Linked DNA regions of Mus musculus: regions 2 and 3 are each linked to region 1. A link is a loop called in an ENCODE intact Hi-C map of the cell type or tissue named here. Cell type or tissue: heart. All regions are shown on one strand.

What was found. Peaks named below come from ENCODE experiments on the same cell type or tissue, not always from the same donor. Only the 100,000 strongest peaks of a DNase experiment are listed, where the experiment ranks them.
Region 2: it touches region 1 in a loop (8-fold over the local background); 22 of 42 quality-filtered maps call a loop at or near these places.
Region 3: it touches region 1 in a loop (11-fold over the local background); 12 of 42 quality-filtered maps call a loop at or near these places.

The regions. Positions count from the first base shown.
Region 1 is chr8:114,768,339-114,776,338 of GRCm38, forward strand. The region is part of intron 8 of Wwox (WW domain-containing oxidoreductase); the gene reads left to right. Among named protein-coding and RNA genes, the nearest start is that of Gm16118, 64 kb to the left of the region's middle. In heart, no CTCF peak of the experiment used is centred here; DNase peaks (open chromatin) are centred at 3,263, 5,323, 5,943 and 7,483; H3K27ac peaks cover 1,926 bases.
Region 2 is chr8:114,968,252-114,976,251 of GRCm38, forward strand. The region is part of intron 8 of Wwox (WW domain-containing oxidoreductase); the gene reads left to right. Among named protein-coding and RNA genes, the nearest start is that of Gm39257, 11 kb to the left of the region's middle. In heart, CTCF peaks have their summits at 779 (motif pointing right) and 3,331 (motif pointing left); DNase peaks (open chromatin) are centred at 3,320, 4,990 and 6,290; H3K27ac peaks cover 1,884 bases.
Region 3 is chr8:116,435,598-116,443,597 of GRCm38, forward strand. No RefSeq gene overlaps it. Among named protein-coding and RNA genes, the nearest start is that of Dynlrb2, 65 kb to the right of the region's middle. In heart, a CTCF peak has its summit at 3,543 (motif pointing left); a DNase peak (open chromatin) is centred at 3,444; H3K27me3 peaks cover 3,209 bases.

The DNA of each region.
Region 1 (8,000 bases):
GTGGGGTGTGAGGCTCCAGAATGAAACAAAAGCATTTGACACAGGTTCTAAGTCTCCATCTCCACTGCTGAGATTACATTGAATTTTCCCGGAGTCGTTCAGTTTTCCTCTGTGCAGAACGTAGCTAGCATTTCCCCCTATCTTCCCCCCATTGTCCCTTGTTTTGTTTTGTTTTTTAATTATTCTTTCCTTTCTATCTGTTTTTTTTTTTTTTGTCTGTCTTTTTTGTTAGTGTTGCAAGGCTGCATATGGCCACATAGAGTCAACCACAGTAACACTTCCCTCATGGCCCAAACAGTGGCAAGATGTGCCAGGCACATGCTGCTGGAACACCTGGCTGAGGCCCGGGCATGTCTTCCCATGCCTGGGAGTGGGTACATGGCTCATAATGTTTTACAAAACAGGGGGCTCCATCCCAATGACTTGGGTGCCATCCCAATGACTTGGAGCTGTCTTCCAGCTGGACGGGCTGCCCAGGAACACATGTATGTTTGTGCTGGAAGCCCCACCAATATCATATCATCCAAAAGCACTTTTTTTTTCTTCTGTGATGAATTATTCAGGCAATGTTTTCCAAAATTGTCATTGATCGGTACAGACCCAGAGAGAGTGTTACAACAGCGTTGTGCTGGGCCCTGTGAGGGGTCGATATTTTCTGGCCTCATAGATGTTCCAAAAGGAAGGAGGGGGAAAGGAAAGAAAGTAAAAGACATTGTGGGGTTTTTTGTTGTTTTTGTTGTTGTTGTTGTTGTTTTGGGTTTTGGTTTTCTCGGCACAGTAAAGCAATGCAGGTACCACTCCTGGGTGGGGCACATGGTTAGCTTGGATTGAAACCCAGCCCTGGGAACTCGAGGCCTGGCTGGGGTGAAGGTGGGGACACAATATCCTCAGCTACTCAGCAGCAGTAATGTGGAGTAGGAAAAGGAGATTCCTACATGGCACTGGTTGAAGACCCCATTTAATTCACATAAAACTCTAGGTCTGAACAAGAATGACTTCCTTGAACATATACAAGGATGTGTATGTGTGTGCGTGTATACACACACACACACACACACACACACACACACACACACACAGTTGAAAACAAAATCAAAGGTGTTTTTGGAATGATACCTGTGTGTGGTAAGAAGGCAGGCACTTGGTTCTGATATCTCTGTCAGTGGAAACACTATGGGGGTTTTGGTAAATTTCATTGCAGGTTTTGGTAAATTTCACTGACGACATCCTGCCTTCCACAGTGGCCCACAGACAACCAGTGAAAACTCGGCCATACCTTCAGCGTAACCTAAAGGGATGAGGAGGAGATATTCTCTGAGAACTAGGAAGCCGGCTGCTGATCTCAGCCAGCTTTGCCTTCTGACCGTATTCTAGGTGTTAGGCTGGCTCACAACCCCCCCCCCCCCAACAGTGGTCCTCAGGTTCAGCTGGACATCAGAGTCACCTGGGGACTTCTTATAGAGCAGCGATGCTCCAGGATAATTGCATCCGGATCTCCAGGGAGCTGGGGAGCAGGAGAGGAAAGCAGTCAGGGTGAAACCCGCTTTAATCAGAATTTTCATCACTAGCTGCCGATCTGAAAGAAGGAAAGCTGAGTGAGAACCCTTTGGAAAAGTAAATCCAGGGCCCTGCTGAACCCAGGTCTCCAGAGACCAGCACTGCACCCCGCTTCGTCTTGGTGTTTATTTGTTTACTCTTGTGATTTGGTTAGTTCATTTTTTTTTTGTTCTCCTCCTTTAATCAGGGAAATGTGACTTGCCCTGGAACTTTGCAGAGCCATCCGCCCCTAGCCTTCCATGGCCTCCTTTATCTTACCAGCTGAATGGATACAGAACACTTTTGCCATGTAAGCCATCCATGTAAGGTGTGTGTGATCCAGTTGCTTTAGTACATCTACAACCTCAGAACATCTAATTAGCTCTAAAAATCATCCTGCATCCTTAGACACCTCAATCACACCACACACACACACACACACACACACACACACACACACACGGCCCTAGGCAGTGGTTAATTTCCTTCCTGTCTGTAAGGACTTGCCTGCTGTGGGCACCTCGGAAAAATGGAGTTATAGTGTCCATGGTGTTCTGTGTGTTTTCATTCACTTGGTATCCTGATTTCAAATTTTTCTTGTTAACAGCTTCTACTAATACCATTTTATTTTATTTTATTTTATTTTGTTTTGTTTTATTTTATTTTTGAATGCTATTCGATGGTAGGGATGCATCCATGTCCTGTTTGTCCGTTCATCACCTGGTGAGCATGTTTACCTCCGCCCCCGTGAACTTTCACCTTGTCAGTATCATCTCCATCTGACAGATATCTTGAAATACTTTACATCGGAAGCAAAACGTGATTAGCAACGCTGGAAACTGTGGCTCTTTTCACTCCACAACTGAGGTGCGAGCGACCTTGAACCATTACCGATGTTGCTTCTCCGTCAATGAAGGAGCGAGGGGCGCTCATCCATTCCCGACTTCTTCTCTCCTTCCCAAGGTGGCCAGAGGTGAAGGGAGGGTGTTTCCAGAGAAAAGGAGGGGCTCCTTTAAGATCAGCGCGAGGCCGTCAGTATTGTTTGCGTGATTAATGAGTCCATGGTGCCGAAGCTCTCATTTAATGTATCTGCGCCTTCTAAGAACATTTCGTTTCGTGCGCTTCGACTGGGTTTGAGATTTATGAGGCCTAACTTGCAAGCGATGTGCGCCCGGATTAAGGGAACCTGAGACTGTCTATTTATGTCTGACCCGAGGAAATTCCCTGTAAGCTGCTTATCGGAGGCGCTTGCTAAGGGCATGATGGGAAGATGGAGTCCTTTGGTCCCTGGTAAAATCTGGGATCTGCTCTCTTGCGTTTTCATAGTGCATTCAGAAAGTAAGTCCACCTGTGTGTATCTGCCCGATGATCCACTGGGATAAATTTAGTTTTAAAATACATATACTCTGCGACTCTCTGTTTGACTGCAAATGCGACTCTCAATTCGACTCCAAATACCAACTCTTCTGGGTACATGCATGTTTAATTCTTCGTTGTCAAACACCATGTCTGATCAAGGTGATTTTGAAGAATTTAATGCAACTCTTTACTCTCCATCTATTAAAACACGCATGGACTGAACTCTTCCTATCTGCTTTTTTTTTTCTTTCTTTGAAACTTTTTTTCACACTGTAACAATTAGGTGTCTCTAAAATCTTGTGAGAAGTGCACGCATTTACTGTTTCTCCACCAGGGGGCACTGTGGTTCGGCTGCCCATTTAAACAGCCGGTCTTCTATCCGTTTACCAGAAAATACACAGAAGGAATCCTATCTGGACGCAAACAGATGTCAACTCTTTCTCCGCACTAGCAAGCGGTAGTGTTGTCAAGTTTGTTAAACTTAGCTCGCTGGAGATTAACATGCAATGTATAATGTGCATGTGCCTAACTGTATAATAAATAGTAAATCACATTTTTATGCTTTCTCTGAACTTGGAGGCTTGCAAGTTATTATTTTTTTATTCCCTGGGTGTGATGAAATAAATAACCTTAAAATACATTTTAAAGATGTCAGTCAGGGAGGGGAAAAAAGTGCTTGGCACCGGTATTTGATAGATTTCTTTTGTGATTAATTCTCTTGTTGAGTTTTAATGACTTTAAAGATGTAAAAGCTAGAAACTACAAAACTAGACATGGTTAATAAATAACCAGAATAGCAGGTGTGGAGAGACACATCTGTGGGAAACTGAAATAAAATGTATCTCTAGGTTGTATTTGGAAATAGCTCTTTGGGGGGGGGGGGAGGGAGTTTTAAAACAGTGAACAGCAAGGTTGCTTTTATTTTTTTCCAGAAAAATTCTTTCAGAGAGTGTTCTCTAAAACCCACACATGTACACTGAATTATTTTATGACCTAATGTTTATTAGCGAGATCCATGTCTTGAAACGCATATGTCTTCCTGGAATTTTTGGAAAGTATTCACAAACATCTTCTGGTATTTTTTTTTTCATGCCTCTTTACCCAGCTCCCTTTCCTGGCTCTAATGCAAAGTGCTTTGCTGATGAACTGCCTTTAACAGGCCCAGAGAGCTGGGCCATTCCAGAAAACAGAATTGTGTGGACTGTGTTTCAGTAATACTATCATTTTCCCCCCTTCCTTGGACACTCAGAATTTATGAACTATGACCCAGTTTATCCTGAGAAGCTCTCTGTGGATCCAGGAGGGTGGAAGAATGGATGCCGGTCTCCAGACAGCAAATATAAGGCCCTTCACAGGGCCTTTTGCCTTGTCCCAGATGTGTAAAGCTCCTGTCACCCTATTGGAAGGCTGGATCCAGCCCATTAGCTCCACCCCCACCCCTCACCCCTACCCTGTCACAGGCAGTGCTGGGGTATTGACTTTCCTAGAACATTTCAACTTGAGTTCTTAAGCCCAGCAGTTTATAAACCAAACACACATTAATTAATATGAATAATGACTTGGAAGAGTCACAGGCCCCCAGAAGAAGAATGTATAAATGGACATATTTGCACATATGCTTTTGTGTCCAAAAGGAGATAAATGGTGTGTTGAACACAATCCCGTCTCCTCCGTGAAGGGCTATTATTGTCCCCGTTTTTTTTTTTTTTTTTTTTTTTTTTTTCCGACTCCCCCAAGTACAATAGGCCAGGCACATTTCACACAAGGCAGCTTCCCGCCCCAATCTCCAGAACTTCAAAGTTAAAAGATCTTTAAAAATAAATAAATAAATAACCAACACAGGTCTTATTTTTGAAAGCTCTGGATTGTAAATGAAGTCTAATTATCTACCTTCCCCGTGGCTGGAGGGAGGAGGCAGACAGAATATTCTGCCCTTCTCTTTGTATTATTTCCTTCTAAATGAACACACTTGCCAAGTGTTCAAGGCGACTTCTGCCACTACTGCACCTTATCTAAGTAGCCTGCTTTCTAGAAGGAAGGCAGGCAGCATCCTGCCAGGCAGACCCTTGTCCAGTGACTTTCCTATCAGCCCTGTTCTGGATAAGAGCAGCATAAATAAGCTCACACACACACACACACACACACATACACACACACACACACACACACACACACACACACACACACACACACACACTCCTTTCCCTGGAAAATCATCTTCTCTTTTTAAGGATCTGGGATGGGGGGTTTAGCTCAGAAGCCAGTGAATGTGAGCATTAATATCCAAGCCCAGAGAATCACTGCCTGACAGTGTTGCCTGACAGTGGCTTGCCTAAAAAGAGCAGGCTTCTTTCTCATTCCTGCCTAGGGAAGTTGGCGGGTCCTGCGGTCAGCAACACCCTCCTTCCCAGTCCTGGACGTGCCTTCCAGATCTTGCTAGCACACACACACAGCATGTAGACTGAAGGCTGGAAGGCGCCCCAAACATTTGGCCAGGAAGAGGCAAACAATTCCAGCTGGCCCACGTGCTGCGCTTTAAAAATTACCCAGATGAACTGATTTTGTAAAGAGCGGGTGGAGGGGACTCCAGGGCTGGGGGGGGGGTGTGGAGGGGACTCCAGGGCTCTGGGGGGTGTGGGGGGGTGTGGGGGATCAGGGTGCCGATTCAGCCTCTACTTAGTCACAAGCAAGTCATGATTCTGAGACAGGCAAGGGTTGGCTCTGCAGAGCACATTGCCTTGGCTGAATGCAAGAGACAAGAGATGATCTGGTAGGAAGGTTTACCACCTTGGCCTGGCCCCTTCCAGACCCCTCACACCACAGGGTCTGCTTGAGGATGACGTTGGTTTGCCAAAGAGGTATGTCTTCGCCAACAGCTGCCTCCCAGAGCCAGAAACAAGAGGTTTCGAGTTTGGGTGGGGGGGGGGGGGGCAGGGCTTCTGTGGACGTGAAAAGGCTGCCTCAGAACTGTAAGGCATCTCTCCAAATGTGCTTGGACTCCCTGCTCTCTCGTTCCCCCACGGACGACTGACAGGCCGCATTCTCTTGGCCCCATGCCCAAGTGAGTTCTTGGCACACATCAACATTGTACATCGCTTTTGCTTCAGAGAAAAGTCGGCTCGGTGACTTAGCCGCTCTGTCGAGCCGGAAGTCTCGCTCCTGTGCTCCTAAAATTTCATATTAACCTGAGAAAGAGAAGAAGAAAAAAATGAAAGGGAATCTTTCACTCTTTTTTTATTTTACTCTGTCCAGTCCTCAGAGGTGGGCGCTCAGAATCTCCCCAGTCCTACCCACCTACTGGAATACCCTGTGACCGGCAAGGGACCGTGTGTCTCACTGCCACACCTGTCCAGTTCCAGCAATGTCACGTTCACCAGCTGGCTCCTGTTAGAAGGTTGAAGCTGATTAATTATAACTTACCAGAGGCCTGTTCTACAGTAAGACTCGGGCCCTGTCTGTTCTGTACCACTGTGGAACACACAGGAGAAGCAAGATTCTTCTAACGAAGACAAGGTGATCTCAGATGAAGAGGTCAGCCCAGATAGCATTGCTTGCTACCTGTCCACCCAACCATGAGCAAATGTGTAGGCTGGACCAGCCCGTGTTCTGATAGAAGAGAACACTAGCGATTTCTCTGTGTGCTGCTCTGTTTAAAGGAACAAGTAACGGTAATAATATCTGAATATAAATTAATTTTGAAAGGATTGGGGAGGTGGCTCAGCAGGTAAATTGTTTGCTGAATAAGCATGAGAACCTGAGGTCAGATCTCCAGAACCCACTTAAGAAGGCTGAGCACTTGGCTCCAGCTGAGGAAACCTAGGTAGAGATAGAGACAGATCCTAGGGTCCCTGGCAGCCAACTGAGCTGAAATGGCGCATACTGAATCAAAGGGGTAGGGGAAGGCATGTATAGAGAGTAGTAGAGGAAGACATCTAATGTTGACTCTGTGGGGAATTGGTGTGAACATCACGTGCACACGCATACATATACACACTACAAATGCACACAAATATAAAACCGTACTGAAGAAAAAGCAAAGACGGGAGAGGTGGCTCAGCATCAAGAGTGCTCATTGCTCTTCTTTTAAATGACCCACGTTTGCTTTCCAGCTCCCGTAGTAGGCAGCACATAACCACCTGTAACTCTAGCTCCAAGAACTCTGACATGCTCCTCTGGCCTCTGCAGGCAGCTACATACCCATCGCGCGCATGCACGCACACACGCACACTCTCGAGTGCACACACACACTCACACACAAATTTTGGCCAAGCCACTATAGATCTAATTTTAAATGCAAAGTCTGAGTTATGCCCAGGAACCACGGATATTTATTTAGAGCAACTGACCATCGTGGGGGGGGGGGGGGCACAGATACAACTGGCAAAGGCAACCAACAGGCCCCGTCTCGGACAAGTGCCAGGGTACTCTGGTTCCCGTCTTGTAGATGTGTCCCAGCTGCACCCTCTCCTGGGAGTGCTTTGGAAGATGGCTAGTGTGCTCAGCTCATTAAATCTGTGTGTCTCTGATGTGAGGTTTTGCAGATCCCTGCAAACAAGCCCCCAGCGGGTCACATCGGGTCCCTTATCCTTGAGGAAACAGGCACATGGCATCTGTGTTTCAGTGGACATCCTATCTGGGGCTGCACCAGCATCCTGCCGTGGTCCTGTCCCTCCCTAGTCAAGCCTGCACAAATGATGTCTCCTGATACTGCATGTGGAAAGCATGCAGAAACCGCATGTGGTGTCATGGAATTGAGACATGATGCACGGAGGTGATGGCGGAGGAGGCGGCTGCTGCTGCTGCTGCTGCTGCTCCTGCTGCTGCTCCTCCTCCTCCTCCTCCTCTTCTTCTTCCTCCTCCTCTGTGGGCTGCCTAGAGAGAGAGAGAGCAGTCTCAGCTTGATGAATCAATATTGTTTTTGCCTTTGTAATGATAGCAAATAATTCACAAGAAGATTGCGATTTTTTTCTCATTTAAAAATACTTATTTAACTTTTAAGTATGTGCACATATATGTGCCTATGTGTGGGTATGTGCACATGAGGTACCAGTCGAGGGGGCAGATTCTCTGAAGCTTGAGATACGGCTCACTGTAAATTCTCCAAT
Region 2 (8,000 bases), 200 kb after region 1:
CACATGCCTTCCAGATCTGTCCCTGTTGTAACACATGGCAAGATTCCCTTTCTAACATTGCTTTGTCTTTTGGTAGTTTCATACATGAGTACAGTATGTTTAGATCATATCTCCCTTCTACCCCCCACTTGTGAGTCTCTTCCCTCCCCCTGTTAGAATGTTGGCTAGCTTGATCCTGTGCAAGTCTTATGTTGGCAGCCATAGCTGCTGAGAGTTTGTGGATGCGACGACCCTGTCATTTCTAGGAGACAGTATTTAGCAGCAGTCCTCCATGACTTCTGATTGTTACAGTCTTTCCTCCCCATTATCCCTGATATACCCATAGCCTTGTGGGAGACAGGCTCAAGTTCCTTCATATTTTTTTAACGGTAATATTCCATTATACAAAAGCCAGTTTAGTTTATTGAAGATGCTTGGACACTTTGGGCTAGGGTGGGCAGAGCTCTTAGGAACTCCTTTATACAACTATCTGTTTAAATATCGCCCTCAGTCCCTTTGAAAATTTATCTAGGAGCGAAATGGCTGGGCCTTAGAATGGCTCCACATTCAACCTTTTAACACTTGTCAAGACTGTGCTCTTACATTCACGCTGGCAGCCTGTGAGAGTCAACTTTATCGTAACCATTAGCCAATAGCAGTTGTCTTCCCTTTTCCTTTCTTTCTTTCTTTCTTTCTTTTTTTATTTGCCCTTAGGTTTTAGTTTTATTTAAAAAGATTTGTTCTTAATTATGGGTATGTGTCTGTGTGTGTGGTTATGTGCACATATGAGTGCAGGTGCTGTCAGAATCCAGTAGAGGGCGCCAGAGGGCGCCGGACTCCCCCTAAAGCAAGTAGCAGCTATGAGTGCTGGGAACCAAATTTGGGTCTTCTGTAGGAGCAGTCTGAACTCTTCACTGCTGAGCCATCTCTCCAGCCCCTGCCTTCTTAGTTTAAAACAGTGACATCTTACTGTGACTTTGTTTTCTATTTCCCTAACCATTAATGGTGTCAAGCATCTTTTCATGTGATTTTTGTTGTTGTTCCCTCATGTCTTCATCTTCTTTGAAGAAAGCACCATCCAGGTCTAACACTCCGATGCCTTGTCTCTTCCCCACTTTCCCTTGGCTTGTGGCTACGTTCCAGCAACTCGAGTTTCAAGGGCACTAATTTCCTCCGCTGCTCTTTAGAATTTGAGGTAAAAAGAAAACAGTAATTGAAACAGACAGTCGTTATTTACATCTGGGAGGCTGGTATTACACACCCTGATGCTCTTTCATTAGCTGTATTATATTCTTATTATGTGTTTTACTAGGTAATTGTAATCTGTGGCTTTGGGATTTTCTAGCTTTCTTTTTGGTTTATTTTTATAAACAGACAACAGCATGAGTCTAAAAGAACAGGGCCTCAGTAGGAAAAAAAAAAAAAAAAAAAAAAAAAGGAAGGCGAAGGAGAATGAAACCCCAAGCCAGCCAAAGGAGATCTGAGGGCCAAAAATAACTAAATAAGCCCTTCAGAGCTTACTAATCTCCACACAGGTTTTCCCTATAGTTTCCAGAGGTGACAAAATGGGCTCAGTCGCTTAGAATGTAGTTTGTTGCTCTAATTGTGAAGAATTTTAATTAGCCAGTATGTTTTATGGTGCAATGAAACGCTCAGTTCGGAGCCTACGAGTCCATCTCTCTGTGGAGCGAGAAAATGAATATTCTCACCAGAGATTAGGTGGCAACATAGACAGGACTGTCTAGTCAAAGAGAGAGGAGGCCAGGACTCACTACCCCTGCATGCTAACAAAAGATGGCTGCTATACCAAAGAGCAGGCAGGGCAGGTTTCCACTCACTCATGTTGACCATCAGAATTGAAACAAGCCCCGCAAAGGTCTGGCGTTGGCATGACGATGCTCTCCTCTTCCAGCCTCTGCTCGATTCGGCTTGATTATGCTCCTCTAAGAGGGTCACAAGACTAGGCGTGGTCCTCGGGCTCTGGCATTTGATGGCGAGGTGTTTTGATATTCTAATCAGTTGGTAGTAGGATGGAAAGTTTAAATGGAAATCATCTGAACCATACCAGGTGTTCTTTCAGACCATCTACTGACAACTGAGAGTTTAGGGGAAGGCCACCCATCCATCCATCCATCCATCCATCCATCCATCCATCTACCTACCCATACCCACCTACCCATCCACCCATCCATCCACCCAACTACCCATCCACCCGTCCATCTACCCACCTACCCATCCATCCATCCATCCATCCATCCATTCATCCATCCAGAAAGCCAGCAACTCATCCATTGGTTCACCTGTCCATCTATCCATCCATCTACCCAGTCATCCATCCTACAGTCTGCCCACCAATCTATCCATCAATTCCTTCAGTTGCTCATTCATCTGTTCATTCACCCAAATGCTCTGTCCTTCCATCCATCCATCCATCCATCCATCCTTTCATCCATCCATCCATCCATCCATCCATCCATCCACCCATCCATCCATCTATCCATCCATCCATCCATCCATCCATCCATCCATCCTTCCATCCATCTATCCATCCATCTATCCATCCATCCATCCATCCATCCATCCATCCATCCTTCCATCCATCTATCCATCCATCTATCCATCCATCCATCCATGCTCTGCTCTTTTTCTGTTTCCCTTCCCCTACCCCTGCTTCTCTTTCTTACTTTGCTACTTCCTTCCAACCTCCAAACAACTGTTCAGTGCTCATAACAGTGAGTGTGCATCCTAGCCTTTGGTGGCATAGTAAGTAAACGAAACAAGGTTTTGCATTCTGTGAGACTGTTATATGAAATGGGTAATTAACAGATACAATCCTCCTCAACTGAAGTCCTCTTCTATGTTTATGTATTCGTTCCCAATAGATCATTTACCATGTCAGCCAGGAACCAGATGGGGGCCTGGAACGTCACACTTCTTTTGACAGAAAAAAAGTTCCAAGTTAAACATTACTACCTACAGTAGGGTGTGAATTATCAAGGGGCAGAGAACTCTTTCCAAGTCCAGGAGTCTGCCACTGGGAGTGCTGAGACAGTGTGCCCAAGCTAGAAGGACATCCTGCAAGGGTCTCTAGGGGTAAGGCTGGAGAAAAGCCACTGGGTGGCTGGTGACTCCATGAAGGTCAGACTCTCTGGGAAGCCGCTCTCTAGTCCCAGGTCAGGATAACACTGGAGATGCCCATCCATGAAAGTCACTTGGAGTCTCCCAGGAGGAGGAGTACGCTAGGACGTTTCCTGTTTAGGGGACAGGATTGAGTTGCCCACAGGGAGATGCCTCCAGAGAACCTCACACCAGAGCCTGAGGCCTCCAGTGTCCCTCTAGTGCCCTCTACTGGCTAAGTTTGTCGTGGTGCCAGCCGGCACAGGGGAACCAGTTCTTGGTCCTAAGCAGGGCCAAGGCAGCTGGGTACGACAAAGACAGGTCATCTGTTGACAGCTGGGACAGATGTTCAATAAATACCGTGGGGGAAATAAGCTGAGTGAAGAAAATGAGAAGGCTCAGGTGTGTCATTTTTGACCGGGAGTATTCAAGACAGGGCTCTCAGGAAAGGCAGCATTTGAATGCAGGCCTGAAGGGAGTAATGTCACTGGCAGAGCATTCACCCAGAAGAAGCAGCCATCGAGTGCAAAGGCCCTCCGGCCAGAGCCTACACGGCACGCTTGAAGAGGAGGCAGCCGCAACCTAGTGGATGTGAGTGGGGGCTTAGAGGACGCCTGAGAGTTAGCATGCTGATGTGGGAAGCCTTCCTTCTAGAGAAGCTTCTAAAATTTGCTCCTTTTCCCCCAAAGAATGGGTCCCCCAAAGAGTGGATTGGCGAGAGGGGCAGTAACACGGACAGAAACAGAGACACCACACTAGAAAGCTAGGCAGCGATCCAACTTAATAAAAGACCTCAGAGCCAGCAAGGCCAAAGCGGTTCCTGTTCTGCTCCGGGTGACAAACCGTCTTAGAAATAACGATGGTAGGCACGCATGTAAAGACACTCAGAAGGACCCTTCTAATGATGCCAACGGCAAATGATTTGTTGAATGTATGTTCCCACCCCGCAAGGCCCTCAAGAAACAGCGAAACAGAGACAGGACTCAATTTCCCCCATGAGACTAACAGTGTGCATGTGTGTTCTCCCTAGATCTGCTCTCCTCTCCATCACCTGGCCAGTGTGGTCCTCATCTCTAGGCTCCCGCCTTGTGGATAACATCTCTGTAAAAACCTAGTAACTATAACTGTGGCCATAGCTAGCATCTCTCACAGTATCCATGCAGTCGGGCTAAATCACTGTGGCCATAGCTAGCATCTCTCACAGTATCCATGCAGACAGGCTGAACAGCAGCATACCCTCCCTGTCCCCTGACCCTCCATTCTCTGCCTCTGCCATGCTGGAATCACAGGAGCATGCTGCTGCACCCAGGTCTTTTTGTGGGTTCTGCAAGTCCACCTTGAGGTTCCCATACTTGCAAAGCAGACACTGGAGATGTATTGACCAAGACATCTCCCCACTGCCCCACTTTAATACATATTTCTTACACTAAGACAAACCTAAATTTGTGTTTTCTGACACCACAGCCTATGGTTTTGTTTGTTTGTTTGTTTATCTTTTTCTCTACCATTGCTCTGACTCTCCCCCGTCTGACATTATCTAGGACTTGCCACAATTTCAGGAATGCTCGGCTGTTTTGTTGTTGTTGTTGTTGTTGTTTGTTTTGTTTTGTAGCATGGAATGGGGACTGTCCTCAGTCACTGGCTGGGTCATGGACAGCAAACATTTGGCCCTCAGAGTGACATTCCTACCAAGTTTCCAACAATGGTGTCGGCCTGGTACGCCTGTCCTTCCTTGGTGTGAGCAGAAGTTTTATGACTGTGTGTTTATGGGAAAGTGCTGTTACTATTCTTAGACTGGCTGCTCTCACTTATTCATAGCCCCACTCTGCTGGTGGGCGGGAACGAGAAGTTATAATAGCAGCGCAGGTGCCTCTCATTGTCTTCCGTTCCTCACTGGATCGTGTTTATTAAGAAGGAAATCACAGTGGTGTGTCTGGAACTGCGTCTGAACAAATAACCCACAGGGAGGAGTCCCCGGAAGGTGGGCAGGAGGCAGCACACCAAGAGAGGCAAAAACAAGCCCGTGCTAATTGGGATCAGGCAGTGCTTTGCATGAGAATCAAGAACAAGAGCTCGGCTGCCACGTAATTACTGGCCTCAACCTTTGTTGGCATACTTCTTCACATAATTCTACAGGAGAGCGGCAATTTGAATTTAACACACTTTTTTTTTTCCTTCTGGGTTTTTAAAGGAATTTGAAAACAGAATTGCACGAGTACAGGGATGAAGAGAGGTCTTTGCTAAATGTTCAGGTTGCTTATAAATATATCGCTACACACACACACACACACACACACACATACACCGAGAGAGAGGGGACGAGGGAGAGGGAGAGAGAAAGAGTGCACACACTACCACCACCACTCTTTGGACAACTATCTCACTTGGTGATGTTTGGTTCCTTGGACAAAGCTCTTCTGACTCATTCAGATGAAAGGCAGGAGACTTAATTCAGTAGAGATTGGGAACTGCCAGCTCTTGGAGTCCACATCATCATAATCTTGTGGCAGTTTTCTAGCCAGATCCTTGAGAGACTTATGGATGTGTGTCTCTACATGTGGGTGTGGTGTTTACACAAAAGGCAACCCTTGGCCCATGTCATCGCTTTGGTCATGAGGCACCCTGAAGGGATATCGCAAATCCCTTTACAGAACCATGCAGCAAGTGTACCTCTTCATTCATCAGTCACTGCCATATCAAAGATAAACCAGACGTCACCCATGGCTCTGATACTCATGGTCCCGCACCACAGACAGAGCCATGTACAGAGGACTGGAACACCAGGGTCACTTGCTATGGTTTCCCAGGGCAATAGAGAGGAAGAAAACAGTCCATTCAAATAGGGGAGGGGGCACAAGGTAGTGCCCAAGTAGGCACCACCTCAGAGGACGCTGAGGGGGTAAATAAATTAATCTTCCAACAATAGAAGGATTGGAAAGACCACAGACAAACTTGGGACACATCAGGACAGAAACACATTTGGGGGGGAGCTTAAGGCCAGCCATGGCTAACATGTTGAGTTGGTCCAGGGGCTACTGAGAAGACAGGCAAGCTAGACAGAAAGGAGTAGACATCAAAGCCCACATCACGGGTACAGGAGGAGAAGGGGAGACATGCTCAGAGCTCCCACCATCAAACGTGGCCCTATTTTTAGAAGGGTCTGACTCCTGAAATACCTTAGTTCCTCCTACCTCCCTGGCTCCTCGTCTCTCTGTTCACTGAACTGAAAAATTATCAGGGCTATATTCAGCCCTCGCCAATAATAACATGTAACAAAAATATCTCATAGATTGCAACTTAGGAGTGTTTTGACTGCTCCCAGCCAAGTCTTTGAGAGTCACAGTGTGTACCCCACCCCCACCCTGTCTGCCTTTTTGATGAGTAAAATTGAGCCTTTTTTTTTTTTTTTTTTTTTTTTTCCCCAAAATGATGTTCTTTTGTGGCTTGTCTGCTTCTTCAAGAACAACTATACTCACAGCATTCTTCCTCTCTTATTGAAACCGAGAAGCCACCATGGCACCCTTCTGGGGTGGGGTGAGTATCAAAAGTTTGGAGACTACTACCTACCTTTCTGCAAACCTGGTGGGGAAAGAGGCAGGCCTGAAACTCCACTGCCACCTTGCTCCCATGAGAATAACAATGTCTTCCTTACAGACAAGACGTGAACCTTAGCAACTAGGTACCCAGCAGTTATTCACACAGGAAGTGGGATGAGAAGTATTATGGTAATCTCTACCATTATTTTCCCTGCGATGCTGGCTACTGTTTCCTTTAGCCAAAGGAGCTTTGACCTTCAGCTCACTGCTTCCTCCTGAATCAAGAGCAGACTGCCCACCATCAGCCTGGTCTCGTTGGCATTGCTCAATTAGTATATATTGAGATTCTGTAGGAGTCCCTGTCCTGAGTCAAACTCAGTAGGAGCCACCAGAATCCTTACTTCCTTACATGACCATGTCATGTTATGATAATTAATTATTAATTATTCTTCCCTGTAGAGATCAGATGTTTACCCCCATCAAGATCCTATTCAAAGACATCATGGCTTCTTCAGTAGGCCCCAGTTCAGCTTCCAAACCCAGAAGACACTTGGAAAGTGAATTGAGAAGGAAGAAAACGCCCTGTATGTTTCAAGGATCTGGGGTGGTACTTTCAGGATGATTCCTAGACTTGACTGGACTATAAGCACAGAGATTGCCACTCTGGCATCCAGAAGCAGACCTGCTTGCCTCGGACACTCCCTTTACTCCAACTTAGCCTCCTGTTCCTTGGTTTCCTCATCTGTCAAATGGGGATGTGTCCTAACTTGCTTTCAGATACTATGATAAACACCACAGCCAAAAGCGATTCGGGAAAGGGTTCGTATATTGAAGTTCATCACGGAGGGAAGACAAGGTAGGCAGTCAAGGCAAGAACATGGAGGTAGGAAGTGAAGTAGAGACAATGAAGAAACTCTGCATACTGCTTGCTCCTCTTGGTTTGCCTGGGGGTGGCACCACCCACAGTGAACTGGGTGGTCAAGTCACATATGCCTACTGGCTAGTCTAATGGAGAAAATCCCTCAGCTGAGGCTCCTTCTTCCTGGGTGACTCTAGTCTGTGTCAAGTTGACAAAAGCTAACCAGCACAGGATCCTGAGGACCCACAGTGATGGTCTGTGGGTCGTGCACAGGAACTGTGAACATGGCTGCCTGTTCAGTAGCAGTATGTGAGACCTGCTGAGAGGTGTAAGTTCTTCTCTGTTAGGAGTGTTGGGCTTGAGCACAGGGCCTTGTGAATGCTGGGCAAATTCTCTAAGTCTGAGCTACCGCCCCAGCCCCAGTCCTGTAACCTTCTAGTTCATTTGGAGTCCTTATGGGCATCTAGTCCACCAAATCCTGTGTATACACAACATGCGTGTCTTCACAT
Region 3 (8,000 bases), 1.7 Mb after region 1:
TTCCCCTAGGGTTTGAGAAGTAACTCACGAGTCCTTTGGAGCATCCAGACGTGATCCTGTACTGTCTATTCTCAACAGGCAGCCACAAGACAGAGAGACCCTGCCTCTGTTGAATCTTAATGAGCGAGTGGATCTTAGCCTGCAGCCTCAGGCTGGGAAACCTTGCAAATGTGCCTCCCGTGCCCTCTGTACTGCCCTCTCTCCCTGGATGAGCCAGGCCTGTCAGGGATCGGTGCCTGCGCTTAACTCAACGTTGCGCTCAACTGCTCTCTCCAACTTTGCCCTTTTCCTACAGAGAGCAGAGTTGTCCTCTGAGGATTTCACACCCCAGTGAGGAGGTGACACTCCAATTAAACCTCCTCCTTGTGATGGTTCCTGCTTCCAACTTCATATTCTTGTCCACCCTGATTCCTGGGGAGCTACCCTTTCTGTGCCTGGATCAGCGTTGGGTCCTGGAGATAAAGGGTCACTAAGATGAAACCGCAGCACATTAATAGCTTGTAGCCTATGGGCAAGACAGAAATATGTACAAGACACACAGTGTAGCCAGTATTCTTATCAGAATTTATCAAGGGCACAAAAAAAGAAGAAGACATGTGCAAAAATGCAGTTGACAGAAATTCTAAAAGTCTCTATTCCAAATAGATTACAGTTGATGTTCTCTCTTTCCAAAAGTGGCTCTGAAGACCAGTGTTAGATGAACAGAGACATTTGGAAGAACCCTAGCCTAGATTTACTGGTGAGGGCCTTGTATATCTCAGGCTGTCCTTGAATTCCTGACCTCTTTCCCTCTGCCTCCTAAGGGCTAGGATTATAGGGGTGTCTCTCCACATGAAAGTACATTTATTATTTTTATTTAAAAAATGTTCTTACTGATACTGTTTTTCTCTTGCCATAGTCTTCATCATCAACTGGGCATGATCTAGAGTCACCTGGGAAACACACACCTCTGGGCACATCTGTGAGGGTGTGCCCCACCTGAATGTGGGTGGCATTGTCCACAGACTCAGGACACAGAATCAACAAAGGGGGAAAAACAGAAAGTAAGATTCGCTCTCCTCTCCTGTTTTGCCCAGATTTGAAGGTGAGAAGGGTTCCAACTTCACCACAGCTGTGAGCCCCTGTCATCATCTCTTCCTTGTCATTATAGACCAGGTCCCCTTAAACTGTGAGCCAAAAATGTACCCTCCATCGTTAAACTGAGCCTTGTTGCATATTTGGTCATGGCAGTGAGAAAAATCACTAGTACATCAGACGAATGAATTCTGCAAACCCTTCTGTGCCGTGGGGCCAGGACTAAGGTAAAGAAACTAAGAAAACTGGGGTGTGATACACACCAGGTCTGGCAGCACACACCTTTAGCCTTGGCATTTGGAGAGAGAGGAACACAGAAGCAGGTAGGTCTCCGTGAGTTTGAAAACATGTTTTTGAAAAGCTAGTCACACTTCAGGCCATACAAAGGTCAGACAAAGCAGCAGCGATGGGCTGTGAGGGCTTTGGAAAGCCTCAGAGGAAAAGGGCCTCGGAGAATAAGCAAGGCCTCCCTGAGGAACAAGAGAAATTACTAAGTAGAGGCAAGAGCCTGGGAGAAAGACAAGAAGATCCTGCCTGGACCGTGGTGAGTAATGATTTGTTAGAGTTGTCCAGACTGAAGAGTGTGGTGGGGGAAAGCAGAGAGAAAGACACACACCTGTTAGTACTGCACACCCATCCACACCTTGAGACTAGCACGTCTTTCCATTGTAGGGTCACACTGAAGAATTAGCAGCCCAGCATCACCACTGGGGTCTTGTGTCCTCACCAAGTTCATCATCGTTGCTATACTCTGAATGATACCTATCTCTACTATTCTCATACCCAGTTCAAGGGTACCATTCAGATCTCTACTCTCTTCCTTCTTCAAGGCTAGCTGCTTAGTCCCTTGTTCTCTCTTGTAATGAAGGTTCCCCTTTGATTACATCAGACATTGATTCAGGTACCTAACATACAATATCTCATTTATATATCATAGCAAATCAATGTATACATTGGGTGTTCCCATTTTATAGATGAGGCAAGTTGGGGCCTGAACGATTAAATAACCATCCAGATTACACAGCAAATAAATGGCAGTGCCAGGTATCAAGCCCACCATACTGATGCCTTGTTGATTCCCTTGCTGACTTTCTGATGAATGGCAGGTAACATCTGAGCAGATATGTCTAGGGGTCTAGGCAGTGGGAGAGAGAAGAAAAGGCTAGCTCAGGAAGAGAATAGCCTGGTCTCCCAAGAAGGCACTGAGACATGGGTTGTTACTGAGGAATGATGTTGCTCTTGTTCAATATTAGGCTGAGTTTTAGGAAAACGTGCCTTTAGGGGAGGTTGCGTTTGGATGCTACCAACATCATTTTTTTGGTACTGAACCAGGTGGCTTTGCTCATTGCATTTCTGCCAGTTCTCTTTGTGCCTTAAATACTGATGGAAGCAAGGGCTAGGAACAGGTCAGGAGGGCAGGGCTCCAGAACCATGGCCCTGAGAAGGTCTTTTCTGGAGACCAGGAACATCAGGAAAAGAATTTGGGCTTCGGGTTCCCTGTCATCTCTCTCTCTTACCTGGAAGCTGTATCTGCTGACATCACTAAAACTCAGGTCACCTAGCTGGACATTCCTCAGTTGGGCCGGCTGAACTGAGTTTATCCACCATCATGCCCTGTCCAAGTTCTGGCTGAGCACCTCCATGGCATTCCATCCCCAGAGACACAATCCTGCTGTATAGACACTGTGGGCTCTCTCTCTCTCTCTCTCTCTCTCTCTCTCTCTCACACACACACACACACACACACACACACACACACATACACACAAGCTCATGCTTCCTCTCTCTTCTGTTCTCTTATGAAATACATAGTAAACTTTTCTCTAAAACTCACCTTCCATGATCTATGAATTTCTTATAACTCGCAAGACAAGAACCTGAAGTCACTGGTTCAGGGTGGCTTTGGAGGCTGTTGGGTTTTCCAGGATCCCAGGTCCCTAAGTCAAGCTCACCAACAACTGAAAATGGTTCTGTCAAACTCAAAGGCATCCCTCAAATTCTCCATATCACATATACCACGGGGAGGGGGTGTGCAGTTCTATTCTAAATTCTATTCTATTCACTCCAGGGGACTTTAGATAAGGAAGCAAGATGAGAGACATGGAAGCCAGGTGGATCTCACACCCTAGTTGTTAGAGTCCTGCGTGGACACAGGGACATCACTCTCCAAAATCACCCTGGCACTACCAGCAAATGACAGCTTGTTCATCTAGAAGTGACAAGAGACCCTTTCCCTGGGCCAATTCTCGATGCATTCTCTATGTCTACACGGGTGTTGGACGACTGCAGAGAAACTGGTGATATTCCACTCACATCCTAAAGATGGGGACTCTGTGAACTGCCAAAGCCCTCTGCCTGAGTAGAGAAAGCTGCCTGACAGAAGGATGCTGGACGCTGAAACCAGGAAGAGTTGGTACATGTTGGATCATGACAAAGGAAACATCGCCACCTGGTGGCCCCAGGAGAGATACGCCACTCTCCTGGCCCATTGTCTCCTGGGGGCACAAAGTTAACTTAGCCAAAAGAAGTTTAAAGAGCTTAGGAAAGGAAGGTGGGCTGAACGCTATATGGAAAGGGCCAAAGGGGAGGGAAAGACTTTCCCTGTTCCCTCCTGCCTGGTCTGCAGCTGGTGGACAGCAACGTAGCACTGAGAATAAGGTCGTCCTAAGTGTGGGTCATCCTGGAAAGGGCAGAGCATTGCTTACTTTGCATGATGCGCCTGCCCTTGAATTCACACTGAAGGTCCTTTTGGTGTCCATGGGAACACAATGGAGATTTCAAGACCCAGAGAAGGGAAAAGAAAACCTTCTGCTGTGTTGTTGTTGGTAACAGCAAAAGCCAAATAAGAGATCAAGAGAGGATAATGGTAGGTGAGTGGGTAGACACAGTGTAGGAAGGCCTTACCCTTGGGCTGGAGAGATGGCTCAGTCAGCAAAGTGCTTGCCACATGAGCATGAGGACCTGAGTTCAAAGCCCAGAGCTCGAACATGGTGGCACATGCTTATAATCCTAGCACTGGGGATGTGGAGATTCCCGGGGCTCACTAGCTGTCAGCCAAGCTGCATCGAGCAGTTCCAGGACAAGTTAGAGAGACTAGCTCAAACCCCAAGATGGTTGGCCTCCTGAGGAATGACTCTGAAGGCTGACTTCTGGCCTCCACTTGTACATGCACATACATGCACATACGTGCACATACACACACATACATGCACATACATTTATGTGTACTCGAACACTTGTATACCCATGCATTCACTCAGAGAAACTATCATGACAAAATTCATCATCTTGCTTGCTAACTAAAAATCATTTTTAAAAAATGAACAAAAGCAGCTGATATTTGCCTGTCATTATGCATGCATTAATGAACAGTTAGTAATTAACTAATTAACACAGTAATAATAGATCGCTGAATGATCACTTCAGATGAGCCCTCGCGGCAATCCCCTATAGAAATAAAGGGAAATAAAATGTTATTGTCTGCACCTTGCAGATGACCAAGCTGAGTCCCCAGAAACGAATGCACCTACCCTGGGCTGGGTCCCTTCCACACAGAAGGCCTGGAGCCAGGTGCAGAAGGCTGCCTACCCCAGCCTCACGCTCTGAATGATGCCTCCAGTCTGCTTTTTTTATAAGATGGTCCATTTGCACTGGACACACATGGCATGCCTCTTACAACACATGTACTTTAGACTGGAAAGCTGTCTCACAGGTTGGGAATACATACCGTTCTTGTAGAGGATGCAAATTCAGTTCCCAGCACCCACTTTGCATGGTTCACAATCATCCATAACTCCAGTTCCAGGGGGGATCTCATGTCTCTGGCCTCTGAAGACACCTGCACTCACACGAGGTAACCAACCTGGAAGAGCTATTGCTAATCGTTGCTAATCGTATCATGGAGCCCTGGCTAAACCTTAGGGTGACGTCATTAGCGTGATGCATTTTGGAAGCTAATTAGTTTTAGGTATGGTCTAGAGTGTGCGCACACACACACATACACACACACACACACACTATGGAAGATGGGCTTGAATGCACCATGCCATACTGACTATCACTGATCCTACCAGGGAGTGCCATATACCTGCCAGGGTCCTGTTTTTATAGGATGTGATACTTGCAGCTGAGGGGCCCAGGGGGTAGCCAGTGCCCAGATCCTGGATGGCCCCCTGTGTGTGCTAGTCAGACAGAGGTGGGTTGCCTGAGCCCTTCCAGAGCAGGCAGTAACAACTGAAGAAACTGTTGGGCAGTGTGAGAGTTGCCAGGAGAGAGGGAAGGAATGCACAAACGGACCAGGAGAGAACAGAGCAGGGGTTAGTCAGTGAGGAGCCAGAAAGAAAGACCCGCAAGCCCTCATCATCAGAAGGCTCTGGAGACCTGTCAAGTCTTCAGGGCCAAGTGCCTCAGATCTCAGGCTGAGCACTAACAGAAGCCACTGTCAAAGGCTGTGGAGTCTCATGCCACAAGCAGACACAGGGACTATAATATTAGAGAGTGGCTGCCCTTACCTGCCTACTCTGCCGCTTGGTGCTGTCAGACACCAAAGGAGACATGACTGAAAAGCTTCTTCTGCACACCCAGGATTTCTGTCCAGGTAGAGCTGGCCAATCAAAACAGCCTCTATACATCAAAGTGATGCATGCTGGGGTCGGCTTTCTTCCATATCTGAGAGTGGTTGCCTCCTTCCTGCAGCATGAAGGATTCGTGAGGAGGACTTCTGAAAGCAGAGGTGACAGCTGGTGTCAACGTGGCGAAGCTTTACCTGGCCAAGCACTTCACAGTCCACAGAACTCTGGAGTTCATGATCCCTTAGGGTAGCTATGACTGCCCTGTGAGGGCTGAGGCTAGAGAACTCTGACTTTGGTTCAGTAGTTAATAAAGCAGAGGCTGCCGGGGTGACAGAACCCTGCACACAGCTGTCCACTGTGGCATGGAGAACTTAGTTCAGTCAGAAAGTGGCAGAGAAGGAATAGAACTATATAGGGCAGACAGAGAAAGAATTAGAGGAGCCTTGGGTTCAGCCCCCAGAACTGTGAAAAGGAAGGAGGATGGAGGAAAGAAGAGATGGAGGAGGGAGGAGAGAGGGAGAGAGAGAAATGGACAGAGGAAGGAAGGGAGGAGAGAGGGAAAGAGAGAGGGAGGAAAGAGAGAGGGAGGAAAGAGAGAGGGAGAGAGGAAGGGAGTTAAGGAGGAAGAGGAGAGGAGGAGGGAAGGAGAGAGAGGGAGAGAGGGAAGGAGGAAAGATGGAGGAAGAAGGATAGGGAAGAGAGAGGAGAGAGGGAGAGGTAGAGGGAGGGAGGAGAGACAGAGGGACAGGGGAAAAGGAGAGAGGGAGGGAGGAAGTAAAGAGGGAGAAAGGAAGGGTGGAAAGAGAGAGGGAGGGAGGGAGAAGGAGAGAGGGAAGGAGGAAGGAAAGAGGGAGAGATGGAAGGAAAGTTGGAGGAAGGAGGATATGGAGGAGGGAAGAGAGGGAGAGAGACAGAGGGACAGAGGGAGTCGAGAGGGACAAAGGGAAGAAGAAAGAGGGACGGAGTTAAAAAGGAAGTAAAGAGGGAGAAGGGGAGCAAGAAGAGGGAGGGAGGGAGAGGGGAGAGAGGGAGAGACACAAGAGAGGGAAGAGGATGGAAGAAAACTGGTTGGGATTTCAACAGATTCCTGCCATGAGATAGCCAGACCTGCCCATAAGTGGTGGGAGACAGAAGTTAAAGGGTGAGGCATGGCTTGGGGGAGGGCTTCATTTGTCAGGTTGCTATCACCAAGGGAGTTCAATCCAGAATGAAGTCCAGTGACAATGACAAAAACATCTAGATAAGGACAGGGGAGCAGACACAGATAGATGGGTCCTTCTATCTGAGACCAGGAGTGGGGTGAGTCCATTTCTACTCCTGAGACAGGGAAGGGGAGATGGTGCTGGAAACTCAAAGGCGTGTGGCAAGTCATGCAATAACCAAGAATGACCAAGGGGAGTCTCCGCGTCTGGGGAACCACCCTGTCCAGCCACACCATTCTCCTAACACAGATGTGAACAGTGGCCTCTGAAAGTTTCCCCTGTGGGAGCTGTTCCTCAGCCTCCTGCCCGGGGACAGACGCACAGCTCACTGAGAATGAGGGCCAAGGACCGTCCCATCCTGTAGGAGTCCCAGCAACTGTCCTTTAGTTAGCCCAGCCCACCCCTAACACAGCATACTTCCCTATGTCAATGAAATCGTATAAAAGCTTGCCCCTGTCTCTGTTGCAATGATCACTTACTATTCTGCTAACCTCCCTGATGCAGGCTTCACAGTCTCTCAGATATAGATGAGAACACAATATACAGAAACACCTCTCCCTTAAAGGCAGTTCTGTACCCTCCAGTGGAGCTTCCTCTGGGCCAGACACTGTTAAGGCACTCAAGAACATTTCAGGCACCCTTGGTCTTGACCTGCTAGACGTTAGTAGTTTATACTTCTCAACTATGACACCCCAAAGTGCTTCCATCTGTTGCCAGTGCCCCCCTGAGAGCACAAAGCCACACATTCCAACTGCTTGGGAACTCCTGCTCTAAGTCTCTCCAATTTGATTAATTAATTCTTCTGTTAGCTGTGAAAAGGCCAGGGCTGGTTCAGTGTGAGTGATAATAATGATCTCGCCTTCATCTCAATGTGTAAAATTCATTTATTGTACAGTTTTACATAATCTTTTACTTTTAATATGGCATTAAGGTATCAAAAATATTTTAAATATAATATATTTATTAAATATAATATATAATATATAATGAATAATATAATGTATAATGAATATGATGTATAATATAATAAATGTTTATATTTATACATTTTATAGATATATACTTAAAATATATTTAACATAAAATATTTTAAAATATAGATAGACATATATCTCTAACAATGTAAACAAGAAAAATGGCTCAATGGGCAAGA